Regions from separate parts of the Homo sapiens genome. Here regions 2 and 3 are each linked to region 1. A link is a contact called in ENCODE Hi-C or POLR2A ChIA-PET data. All regions are on one chromosome and are shown on one strand. Each heading gives the region's core, a stretch centred on a gene start or an enhancer-like site at or near the end of the contact. The rest is flanking DNA. Distances are from core to core; before and after follow the strand shown.

Region 1 (4,236 bases), core at 1,171-3,670:
GGAGCCCCACAACTGCTTCTATTACTTTACTTCCTATTCTTACCTGTCTAAAATTCATAGGTTGGACAGTACTAATGCTGATGCTCAGAATCGTCATAATCACATACAGGAGTCTCAATTTTCCAGATATTGAGTCAAGGACCAAAAGGCAGGTAGGATGCCCTCTCCCACCTCTTCCCTACCTCTGTTTTTGTTTCTAAAGTAATCACAGGTTGGGTGGAGGGGAAGGCAGGTAGAGGTATAAAATATCTTCTGAACATGCCTTGCCTTTGTCTTTGATGGCAGGTTTCTCTAGGGAAGCTTAGGAAACTTAATTAGGGTATAAAAAATAAGCTAATATTTGAATATTCTTGCTCTTTATATGAATATACATACATTAAGGAATAAATCTTTTTTTTTTTTTTTTTGAGATGGAGTCTTGCTCAGCCACCCAGGCTGGAGTGCAGTGGCCTGATCTCGACTCACTGCAACCACCGTCTCCCAGGTTCAAGCGATTCTCCCATCTCAGCCTCCCGAGTAGGCTGGGATTACAGGCACCCGCCATCATGCCCGGCTAATTTTTGTATTTTAGGAGACGGGGTTTCACCATGTTGATCAGGCTGGTCTTGAACTCGTGACCTCAGGTGATCCACCCGCCTTGGCCTCCCAAAGTGCTAGGATTACAGGCGTAAGCCACTGCGCCCAGCCCAAGGACTAAATCTTAATGACTATGCTATCAATTTAAAGATCAAAAATGTCATGGAGGCCAGGTGTGGTGGCTCACGCCTGTATTCCCATCATTTTGGGAAGCCAAAGCGGTGGATCACTGAGGTCTGGAGTTTAAGACCAGCCTGGCCAACATGGTGAAATCCCGTCTCTACTAAAAATACAACAATCAGCTGTGTGAAGTGGTGGGCACCTGTAATCCCCAGCTACTTGGGAGGCTAAGGCAGGAGAATCGCTTGAACCTGGGAGGCGGAGATTGCAGTGAGCCAAGATCGTGCCACTGCACTCCAGCCTGGGTGACAGAGCAAGACTCTAAAAAAAAAAAAAAAAAAAAAAGAGTCATGGAACAGATACTCTTCAGTTACATACTATGTAAAACAATATACCGTTTTTTTCAAAAAGTGATATATAAAAGTTACAACATGGATCTTTACCTGGGTCACAATCTTCTATGGCTTCCCATATGTCTTCTATAACTAAGGATAACAAGTTTATCAAAACAAAACCAAGAAGCCTAAAATATACGATTACACAACCAATATATGCTTTATTTTGAAAGCTGTCATTTTCTCCTTAGAGATTATTTGGTCTTCAATCAAGAACTATGGGGGCGATTTAACTGGAAAAAGTCTGTTTTTAAAAAAGTTTTACACATAATAGTGTGTTTTATTAAAAATTGAAACCGCTTAAACCGCTGATTGCTACCATTCTTGCTTTGACAAAACTATCCCAAGCTAACACGTTGAACTGGTCAAGACTCAACTCTCAATCATTTTACATAGTTTTGGAAAATTACAACAAAACATAACAAAAGCCATTCCACTCTGGTGTGAGGTGCCACGTTTGAAGTAATTATATAAATAAATCATGGCTTTAAAATACAAAATGCTTAACTGCTTTTTTAAAAATTGAAAAAAAAAACACTAGTCTTGAGCCGTGAAGATCATAAATTAAGCTCAAAGCAAATAAATACGCGTTATAAGAAGCATACACTTAAAAGTAGTTACTCTTAGAAAATCCCTGAAATGGTAATGGTATGTATTTCACCTGGGGCAGTAAGGGACTGGTATTTTCGCTTCTTTTCTGGAGAATACAAAACTGAAAAGGCCACACTCTCTGCGGGTCGGCAAAAGAAAGGCTAAGACTGGAGGATCCCTAGATTGGGACAGGAGTAGAGGATTGCCTCAGATCTACAACTAAGTATGATCCCTTGTTTGTGTTTATAAAAACAAACGAAAAACTACACTGCCCCACAGACAGCTCCAAACTCAGTGGAAGAGAGGAGGGCGGGTGGGCGGCAGGTGTCAGGTAGCCTCCGCTCCACGCCTTTGTTGACTGTCGCCGTCCCCCACCCTCCCAGCTCCCGTACGGGGATTCCCGCACCAGGCGACAGGCGCCTCGGGGCGGGGTTCTGAGGAGGTCGCTAAGGACTGCACCGGGGCTTCCGGCCCGTCTGGGAAGCTTGCTTGGCTGGGCCGGGACGGACTCGACAGGGCGCGGAAGGGAGCGGTGGGCGCGCCCTGGGAGGCGAGCGCGTCGCAGCCTCACCTTGGACACCATTTTCTTGAGCTGGCTCTCCGACACCGCCATGACGGCCGCCTGGCGACTCCCTTCCCCGCAGGCAGAGGGTCAGCCGCTGCTGGGCTGCCCCAGACCGTCCCACACAATCGCACACCCCCAACCCGGCCTCAAACAACAGGAAGTCGGCACCACTACACCACTTCCGCTTCCACTACGTCACTTCCGGGCCGCCGTCCTGCGGGCAAGGGTGGACACCGTGTGGGATTGAGAGGGGCCTGGTGGGGTGGGTTCCAACCAACCCGCCCCTCGAGTGCCGGAATCAGCAGGACGAATCGGGTCCCAAAGATGTGGGCAAGACTGTTCCGAGGGTCGAAACTCTGGTTCAGGATAAGATTAGCAGGTATTTCACAGAGTCGACTTAAGGAAGCTAGTGCCGGAGAGGGAAGAAGTACGAAGGGCTTGCCAGTGAGCCTTAATGACTGATTGATCAAGTGGGAGGGCACTGCACTGGCGGTCAGAGAACTGTTCTGTCACTGACTTGCTCTTGTGATAATGGTAGGCTAGTGCATTTCTAGCTCAGGCGCAAATTTCTCCCGACTCTAAAGTCATACACTTGCCTTAGATGATGCCCAGTGGTCCTCTAATTAATGATTTTTTTTAAGCTTAAAGACCTTCATACTATACGTTGGCAAGGGTAAAGTGTAGAGCCTTTGTTTCACAAGAAGCCAGATAGTAATTTCTTCTCCAGGAAATCATTCCGTAAGTCAGAATTTCTCCTCTGTACCCACCCATAAATGATAATACAGGCCGTATTTTACCTGGTGCTGTATTTGTGTACCTGTCCGCTGTCAAAATCCAAGCCCTTGAAGGCAGGCTTCCTTCAGATCTTCATTGCCTTGCACAATGCAAGGGTAGGTACTTCCATCTTAATTGAATTTTTACTTCCCATAAAAATTCTTCATGGTGACTTACATTAGTCATCATTACACATCACCGTCAGTTTTGTAAGCACAGTGTCATTCAAGGTATTGTAAAATTTTGAGTTTGATGATGTGTGACAGTTTCAATTATTTTAGTACAGCCCTAATGAGAACAAGGCCGTAGTATTGATTCCCTTCAAAGTTGGCGTCTAAGTGAAGGTCACATTCACAAGGAGGGCCTAACTGAAAGCATGTGGAAGCATCATTATAAACTGTTGCTAACACGCACAAATAAAGGCTATTAATAGGTATTGTTTTTCTTTTTCTTTTTCTTTTTTTTTTTTTTTTGAGTCACTCTCACTCCATCGCCCAGGCTGGAGTGCAGTAGCACCATCTCGGCTCACTGCAACCTCCGCCTCTGTTTTTCAGCTCCTTAGTTAAGCATACAGCTCCAGTCAAACCAAACTAGAGGTCTGTCTGTCCTTCCATTTTACTTGCTGTTTTATGTCTTTTAAAAGCAAGAAGGTTTTCAAACTGTTCTTAAAGCCACGGCTTAACCAGGAGTCCCTTTAATTAGAGCAACTGTACCTTTGTGAGTTGGAGGAATGCCAGGTAATATATATTATTTATATATTTTATAAATGCAACATTTATAAATATTAAAATAAATTTTACATATATATATATATATATATATATATATATATATATTTTTTTTTTTTTTTTTTTTTTTTTTTTTTGAGACAGAGTTTTGCTCTTGCTTCCCAGGCTGGAGTGCGATAGTGTGATCTTGGCTCACTGCAACCTCTGCCTCCCGGGTTCAAGCGATTCTCCTGCCTAAGCCTCCCGAGTAGCTGGGATTACAGGTGCCCACCACCACACCCAGCTAATTTTTTGTATTTTTAGTAGAGACAGGATTTCACTATGTTGGCCAGGCTGGTCTGGAACTCTTGACCTCAGGTGATCCACCCGCCTCAGCCTGCCAGAATGTTGGGATTACAGGCGTAAGCCACTGCGCCCAGCCCATTTATATATTTTTGTTGCCCAGGTCATGGTGCAGTGATGTGAACATGGCCCACTGCAGCCTCGA
Region 2 (4,236 bases), core at 595-3,094, 62 kb after region 1:
GGCTTGGTGGTGGGCGCCTGTAGTCCCAGCTACTCAGGATGCTAAGGCAGGAGAATCGCTTGAACCCAGGAGGCGGAGATGGCAGTGAGCAGAGATCGCGCCACTGCACTTCAACCTGGGTGACAGAGCGAGACTCCGTCTCAAAACAAACAGTAATAATAATAATAAGCTACCTATGTGCCAGACTCTATGCTATGCACTGATGGGGAAAAAAAAATCCTCTACTATTCTACTCTCACCCTTGAAAAAACCATTGTCTCTCTTCTTTTCCTTCATTCCAGTGCCACCAAAAATATGCTCTATGTTTGAATCTTAACTTGAACAATTCTTCCCATCGGACAATCCATCATCCTCTGCACATTAAAACTTGAATGGTTCTTTTAATTTCACATGCTCTGAAGAGGAGACAGAAAGGGTAGCATTATGATACTTCTCTTCCTACAAGATCTGCACCTGTCGCAGTAGATAAATTCATTCAAGTCACTTACATAAACAATTTCAATCTTAGGACTTCAAAACCTCCCACGGGTATGTAAACTGCCCCAACAAAGAAAGAGGCAAGTATAACAAAAATGGCATAAACTATGGTTTCTGCATTAGGAAGTCTTAAGAAGCATTAAGAATTATTTAAGGCCGGGTGCGGTGGTTCATACCTGTAATTCCACCACTTTGGGAGGCTCAGGCGAGTGGATCACTTGAGGTCAAGAGTTCGAGACCAGACTGGCCAACATGGTGAAAACCCATCTCTACTAAAATACAAAAATTAGCCAGGCATGGTGGCACGCGCCTGTAGTCCCAGCTACTTGGGAGGCTGAGGCACGAGAATCGGCTTGAACCCGGGAGGTGGAGGTTGCAGTGAGCCTAGATCGCACCACTGCACTCCAGCCTGGGGGACAGAGCAAGACTCTGTCAAAAAAAAAAACACAAAAAACAAAAAACCACCTTAACTAGGAAACTGGTGAAAACTAGTCTTCTTAACTAGAAAATTGGCGGGGATTCCCTCAGATTGTACACCGGAAACTCAGGCTAGTCAGGTCTCAGAAATATAGGTCAGATTTCTAGGTCGGCCCGCCTACTCCCCAGCCTTCCAACATTAAGATCTCTCCAGGGCCTTCAAGCTCTGTCTTCATCTCTAAATCTACTCAGGTCTTTCATTCACTGCACAGTTACTTAGTACCTATGGTGTTGTCAAACATAGTGGCTAGAGGAAGGGAATACAAAAGCACAATGTCTGCAGTCAAAGGGGCTCACAGCAAGATTACGGTTTGTAAATACATAATTACTCCACAATGTGATAATCGATATCTTTCAAAACAGAAGGGTTGATTCAATCTTACAGGGAGTGACTGAGTTGGGTCTTACAAAGGATGAGCTTTGCAATTCAAGAAAAAAGAAAAAAAAGGCAGACCATTTCAGCAGAGAGAAAGAGAGAAAGGCGTGGTTAGGCGTGTGCTGGGAGCTGTTTGAGGTCAGTGAAGCTGGGGGTATGAGGAGGGCTCGCACCAGGTGGAGGTTGGGAAACCTCAGAGTTGCGGGAGAAATCAGAATCCAGGTCCCCTCAGCCTCCCTGGGGCCGCGCCCCATAGCCGGTTTCAGACCAGCCGCCCCGGCTCCAAGCCCCACTACAAGCCGGGAAACGCAAAACGGAGGCAACCTGGCCAAAGGCAGAGGCACCCCCCGCAAGACCCTGAGGACCCAAACTGGCCCAGCGGACTGCCCGCACCTTGCCAAGCAGCCGTCTCAGGCCCTCGCAGTCGAACTCCATCTCCAGGCCGGTCCCGAGCTAGGTCCCAGGACTCCAGCCCCCGGACCTTCTTCCGGACTTGCTGCAGGACGGAAGCCGCTGAGGACCAAACTTCCCGGCGGTCCAAGGCCCCGCCCCTTCCCAGACTGGAAATTCCACCCGCATTCAACGCCCCGGGCTCAGCCGCGGCTGCGCCCGGAATCCGGGGCCTCTCCTTCGTGACCCCGGAGTGGGCAAGTGACGAGGGCACGGCCAGAAACGCATTGGCGTCAAGGAAACCACGACCCATCTTCCTGGAAGGAAACTTGGGGACACTTATGAAGAGAAGACTAGGAAGGACCGGAGTAGAAGCACTAAAGGAGGTAGAGGCAACACGCGGTGTTCTTGAAGAGTTTCCAGACAGATGTATTAAATTCCACAGTGTATCAGGAAAGAGCAAGACCGAAAATTGCAGTTGAATTTAGGAAGGAGGCGGTAATGGAACTTCAGAAGCAAAATTTCAGGGAGTAGAAAGGAAAAACAAAGTCAGGAGGAGCCTTGCCGGAGAAGCGGAGATAGGACAGCCCCAGCATGAGGGTGGCTTAGCACGGGGAGAGTGGTTGCTTTTTTTATTTTTTTTAGGGGTGCCATAACAATGTTGGTGGTCAAAGAGAGGAGAAATCCAGGTGAACAAATAGTTGGAAAACAAGAGAGGAGGGAGATGGGTGGATAAGGTCATCTGGAGAAGGTGGGTGAAGAAGAGATGCAGGATACAGTAATTTTCTGGCGTTGTTTGATCTCCTTGGCCCATGGCTGACTTACCTGCCCTGTATCCCTGGCCTGAGCCACTGAAGCGAAAAGTCCCAGGAGCTGGATATTGTAATTGTCAAGAGGTTGGACATATAGGAGAGAGATTGTATTTATAGGAAGATCTGAAGGGAGTGCTGCCCTGACTCAGGAGAAGAAGCTGAAAAGCTGGAAGGAACATTCATTCAGAAAGTTTTTGTTGAGCATCTACTACTTGCCAGCTATTTTTCCAGGTCTCAGGATACAGCCGTGAACAAAATACACTCAGATAGCTGATGTCTTAAGGGTGTCATTCCTTTATTAGCAGAGAGAGAGCAAAACAATAAATGTAATAAGTAAATTATTCAGCATGTCAGAAGGTTGATTACGTGTTGTGGAGAATAAATTCTGAAAAGGGTAGGGAGATTGGGGTAGGTCTCACTGAGGGGTGAGGGAGTAAGTGTTACGAATCCGAGTGCAGACAAAGCAGTAGCCTAAGGCATGTGCCCAGGGAGGCTCAACACAGCAAGGAGGCCAGTGTGGCTGGAGTAGAATGAAGTAAGATGGGAGTGGAGACAAGGAGGCTAAGTCAGGGAAATAAGACGGGGGAACAAGTGGTTTAGAGAAGTGAGTCTTCTAGTGTGAGCCCCAGATCTGCAGCCTCAGGTGCTGGGAGTTGTTAGAAATGCAGATGCTAAGACCTCAACCCCAGCTTTATTCAATCACAGGCTCTGGGGTTGGGGACCAGCAATTCTCTTTTAACAATTCTTCCAGATGATTCTGATGGGTGATGAAGTCCAAGAACCACTGTGGGACTTTGTAGACAATTGTAAGGACTCTGGCCTGTCCCTGCCCTCCAGCCAGAGACCATCAGGAACACACCTGTGCTTAAACAAGTTGAGTTCATTATTAATAGTTCTTGCAGTGAGGAAGCAGGTGTTGTGGAGGACCATTGGGACAGCTTGGTGAGGGTGAGAGAACCTATTATAGAATTTGGGCGATTTGCGGGAGGGCTCAAGAAAGCCAGGCTTCACCCTGGATTGGGTGCTGTCAGAAAGCAGGGACATTTCTGTGACTAGGTATCTGAATAAGTATTGTCTATAAGATGGACAGACTAGAGTGAGGATAAAGCTATACCTAGTAAAGAAGCAGCAGTCACTCATAATAGCAGAGAAGGACGTTTGGTATTTCATGGCTTGCACAGTGACCTTGCTCTCTTGTCTCTGCTTAGACACAATTTTGAAATGGCCTTGTTGTTGTGTCCCTTTTTTATAGTCTGACTGACCTTGTCTCATGTTGGTGTTCTGTGAGATTATGTCCCACAGAAGAATAACTGGGCCAAGCTGTGAGCATCAGGCCAGCTTCTAACAACCCTGAAGTCTAGCTGTGTCAGACCAGCTCTCAGATGTCAGGGCCTGCCTCTTCCTTTCTCAGGCTTTTAATCTGGGAGAAAGAGAAAGCCACTGGGAGGTTTCGAACAGAACAGTGACATGATCTGACTGAGCTTTAAAAAAATATTAATAACTCTGCAGTGTTGTGAAGAGGCAGTAGTGTCAGGCAAGAGTAGGCCAGAAGACAAGGTAGGAGGAAGATTACAGAGAAAAGCTGATAGAAGGGCTGTTAAGTGCATCTCAGCCAGATCTAACCAACCTTAAAACAGTAGAACTGCCAGGGGCTCCAAATTCTAATAGATCCTGCCAGAAATCCGTGGTATAAGGAAAAGATAC
Region 3 (4,236 bases), core at 1,094-3,593, 34 kb before region 1:
TTCTGCCTCTATCTTCTCATGCTACTCTCTCCCCATCTGCTGCTGTTTCTCATTCCTCTGTTTTCTGCTCAATGCTGGAGAAGACATGCCAGGAAAGCAGCGGGCACCAACCATGTTCTTGTAGGCAACAGAGAGCAGATTTCTCTCTTCGTTGGAGTATTCATGCCTCGTTCTGTGACTGCCTTCGTGACTACAGCCATATCATCATAGCGCTCAGCCTGCTCAGTGAGTTGGCTTTCTGTACCAGCTCACTTTTATCCAGTCGTTCCCGTGGGAGGGCTGCAGGGGACGAGGATGCTTCTGAGCAAAGCTCCAAGTGAGGTGACCACTTCTTTCCCAAGCCCACTCCTCTGGCAGCGGTGGCGGTGCCTGCCGTGGCTGCAGCGACGGTAGCAGCAGCTCCTGTATTCGGATATTTTTAAAGTTCAAGCAAAATAAGGCAAAATGCCTTACAGCTTGGTTCTGTGTAGTAAAGAATTAACTTTACCCAGAGAGGCCACGCCTTTGCCCTTGGCTCCTGGAGGTGATGTCTAAGCCCTCAGAACTTCCTGACTAATTAGAGTGTTCTTTATCTACACCAGACAGTCTAACAGTGTGATTTATGGGGGGGTCTGGGCCATGCAGTGATAGGTAACAGCTCAACCTCTGGAGGAGCTGGAGACTAAAGGTCAGCCTCACAGGCAGTCAATGGTGTCTATATGACCAAGTCCTGATAAAAACTCTAGACCCAAGGCTCAGGTGAGCTACCTTGGTGGGTAATACTCCATGCATAATGATACATACTGTTACTGGGAAAAGTCAGCACTGCCTATGACTCCACTGGGAGAAGACAACTAGAAGCTTTGCACTTGAAACTTTCTGGGTTGCCCACGTGTCTTTCCTCAGCCTATTTTAATCTGTATCTTTTGCCATAAGTCATAACTGTGAGTATAATAGCTTTCAGTGAGCTTTTAAAGTCCTTCTAGATAATTATAGAACTTTAGGGTGGCCTTGGGAAACCATGAACTTGCAATGAGTGTCAGAAGTGCAGGTGGTTTTGTGAACTTCCAAACTTTACAGGTCCTTAACTAAAGAGTATTTTCTTACCTAATCAAGAACTTGCTCTTCATGGCAATTTGTAGAATAAGTCGGTCTACTTCAAATGAGGCCATATAAAAAGGCAACACATCTTTCCACACTCACTGAACATACAGATTAAAATACGTCAGAGAGTGAGCTCTCTTTCACAGACTTAATATGAATTAAAGTCTTAGCTGTTCAGTCATCTGGACAGAATTTAGACCGAATAAAAATCTCTAATTTCTTATACTGTACTTAAAAAGTCCTTTAAAGAAAGTGAAAAAGAGCCAATTTCTACAAGAGTTTGGTTTAGAATTTCATATCCAAAGGATGATTCATGATATGATGACTATTGAAGATTTCATTAAGTCCCCAGTTTATAGTAAGGCTGCATTAGCAAAAGGAATTTTAAAACCTTTCTAGAAGAACCTGTCTTATAATCTATATGAAATATTATGATGGTTCTTGTGAGACAGGAAGGAAAATCCTTCTCCCATAGATTACGTACCTAAATGATATGTCTATAATTAAGCATTCAATCACATGCAACAGTGGTGGTATTCCATTCATTGGCACAGAAGTTATCAGAACTAATGAAAACTTAAGAGTCTTTTTATAGTTAGTGAATTTTTCACACATAAACACATCAACATACTTTGTTAAAGCTATTATATCTGGTCTAATGGGTCAAATTATACTGATGCTAAATTTTTAAATCCTTATTTTTAAAAACACACATTTAAATCCTGGAATTTACATTCTGTTTCTCTTTATAGAATATGTTCAGGCAAATGCTACCATAATACCACCAAATAAGTCCTTGCCAAGACTTTCCAGCCAAAGTCATTAACCCTCAAAATAAGAACCAAGCCGAGGCAGCAGTCGCTTGGCCTATAAAGGTCACAGTTCACCTGAGGAAGTTACAAACACCAAGATTAGACCTAGTCTTATCTCTATCACACATAGACTTCACTGTGAAGTATATCTAAACTTTAAAAAATCGAACTACTTTGTAAAAAAAAAAAAAGGAATTATAACTAAGATCTGAAATAAGAAAGTAAAAAAAGAAAAACCCAGAGTTTTTCAAAGAAGTAAAAGAAAAACTCATCAAAGTTCAAAATTCGATGAACCATGCCACTTTAAGATAATGTTTATGCAAACAAATAAGAAAAAAGATTTGGTGGAAGATTCTCATCTACTTTGTGAACACTTACCAAACCAAACTTTCTTCTCAAACATCTTAGAAGAAATTTGAATATTCTCTATACCTGCTATAACAAGAATAAGAAGAGTTTTTGGCAAACTGCCATACCCCAAGTCCCCAACACACTGACCTTTTTACTCAAGCAGAGTCAGATTTCAAAAGTGCCCTTCTACAATTCCAGATTAGCAGTTGAAGAGCTAACAGACTTTGAGTAACAATCTTAAGCAAAACTTCCTTTAAATGTCAGGTAGGATCTGATCTCCAAACTTAATCCTTAGGAAATAAGATATAATTTTTCTAGTATTAGGAAACCAACACTCTACACTCAATGGACCCAAAAATTCATTGAATAATTTATGCAAGTATATTCACAGTGCACTAGTATACACTACCTGATTTAAAGCCACTATTTAAACACTTAAGACACCCGGTTTCATTTATCTCCTAAGAGTATTTACAAACGATCACTACTTCCTGGAACTCAAATGAAGCTATTTTATATTAGAGAAAGAATCCATAAGCCCAAAGTAAACTATAACTCAACGATAATTTTTCTGACCTCACCCTTAATCAGCAAAAGTAAACTACCTGCCCAGCATTTTTACTCCTGGATGTTACTTGCTCAGGCCCACATAATGGTCCTAGGTCTGGCATCTGTGCTACACAGCAAACTATGGAGCCCAAGTAATCCCACACAGTAGCTTACTGACCATCTATTTAGAAACTAGACCGAGAACATATGAGGATTATTTTTCTTTCATAATAAAAAACAAAAAACAGGTCTATCTCTGAAGAAGGAAGAACATTTCAGACAACTGTATGAGCAAAGGAGTTCTGATCTGTGCTATTAAGTGCAAACACTGCAAATCCATTACATGGCTTACAAAAGTCCTTTTTATTTATAGTGTATGAATATGTAAGCTTCTAATACTACTTACAGGCTTTGTGCAGGCTATGGAGCTTTTCTTCCAAAGAAATTAGGGGGCCTCAATTTATCTTTTAAACACTCAGAAAAATGCGCTTTACTTGAGCTCTAGAAAGTTTCTATCAACACAATCAATAAGAAAAAATTTAAAGAAAGCTATCAGCAGGTTTACACTTCTTGAAAATAAACACACACCACAAAAAAAGTTTAAATTCATTTACATAAAAATTAAAGTTTTCAAAAGTGAAGGTAAGTAGGTATAAGTCTTGCTAAAATGAGACAGCAAAATAATAACTACTCCAAAAAAGAAACAGTGTGACAAAATCATTCAGCTATCATAGTAAGTCATAAAAGATGAAAGATGCTACCTGGTAGGCATAAGCACAAAAGCCAATAAATCTGAAGGAGAGTTAAAATTCTATTCTTAAAAAAATGAATCAGAATCAAAGTAATTCCATTAAAATTAACGTTTTGTGAAAAGACTAATTTAAGAATCTATTATGTTAGAGGTATTCTATAGGAATAACGACAGGAAGCCAAATGAATCAGCTTCTCCTACCTTTCCTTTACTAACAAAATAAAAATCATTTGTTAACTTACACAATAGCTTTTTTAAAAGCTTTCAAATCTATCATTATTGCTTTGAATTTCTGTTATCATTATTTCTGTTATCATTATTGCTTTGGCAGAAAAGGATTTAACATTTAGCAGACTAAACTCTCAGCATTTAAATTTCACTCATGACTCACTGACTGTCCAGGATTGGAAGAAAACGCTACTTATCCTGAAGATGAGGCAGTTATTCCCAAAGGAAGTCTGTGAAAGGTGTGGGGAAGAGGCACCCAAACCTGCACACAAGCAAGCGTGCACTAGTAAACCCACATGGGCTGGGTGCCTTGGGTGCCATATCCTGAAAGTACAGTTTCTGTAGGCCAAACACTTAATCTAGGATGGCCAGAGGGAAGAACAGCATTGGATAAGACAGTCAAGAAAAACTTGTCATGTTTACTAGCTTCTGTCCTCAAAGAAATATTAACAGGTAAGCTCT

The links. A loop is a pair of places that touch in the nucleus more often than their neighbours do. ChIA-PET counts read pairs that join two places held with the same protein, here RNA polymerase II (POLR2A). Pooled maps may share reads with other maps.
Region 2: a map of gastrocnemius medialis shows a loop between it and region 1 (9-fold over the local background). The contact joins the promoter of UEVLD here to the promoter of TSG101 in region 1. A Hi-C loop is called at or near these places in 22 of 168 maps with a recorded cell type or tissue (B cell, CD4-positive, alpha-beta T cell, CD4-positive, alpha-beta memory T cell and 17 more), 9 of 37 single-sample maps with no recorded cell type and 35 of 50 pooled maps. POLR2A ChIA-PET finds 5 or more read pairs at or near these places in 28 of 52 experiments (A549, BJ, CD4-positive, alpha-beta T cell and 21 more).
Region 3: a map of PC-3 shows a loop between it and region 1 (3-fold over the local background). The contact joins the enhancer-like site here to the promoter of TSG101 in region 1. A Hi-C loop is called at or near these places in 4 of 168 maps with a recorded cell type or tissue (Calu3, OCI-LY7, PC-3 and 1 more) and 3 of 50 pooled maps. POLR2A ChIA-PET finds 5 or more read pairs at or near these places in 20 of 52 experiments (A673, AG04450, B cell and 15 more).

Annotation. Positions count from the first base shown.
Region 1 is chr11:18,524,522-18,528,757 of GRCh38, forward strand. It overlaps TSG101 (tumor susceptibility 101), which reads right to left and starts at 2,421. Exons shown (of 10, transcript NM_006292.4): 1 at 2,254-2,421. The coding sequence starts at 2,295. RefSeq lists an enhancer at 2,581-2,690.
Region 2 is chr11:18,586,890-18,591,125 of GRCh38, forward strand. UEVLD (UEV and lactate/malate dehyrogenase domains) reads right to left here and starts at 1,845. Exons shown (of 12, transcript NM_001040697.4): 1 at 1,724-1,845. The coding sequence starts at 1,765. It overlaps LOC112268073 (a long non-coding RNA gene), which reads right to left. Exons shown (of 4, transcript XR_002957242.2): 3 at 3,647-3,952; 4 at 3,204-3,391. RefSeq lists enhancers at 893-1,002, 1,403-1,552, 1,593-1,652, 1,713-2,007, 1,913-1,962.
Region 3 is chr11:18,490,693-18,494,928 of GRCh38, forward strand. The region is part of intron 7 of TSG101 (tumor susceptibility 101); the gene reads right to left. It also overlaps the pseudogene YWHABP2. Among named protein-coding and RNA genes, the nearest start is that of TSG101, 34 kb to the right of the region's middle. Within about 2 kb of position 2,344, at least 2 of the 41 ENCODE cell types and tissues checked have a DNase peak (open chromatin) inside an H3K27ac peak, as active enhancers do; they include PC-3 and PC-9, where a contact is called at or near this core.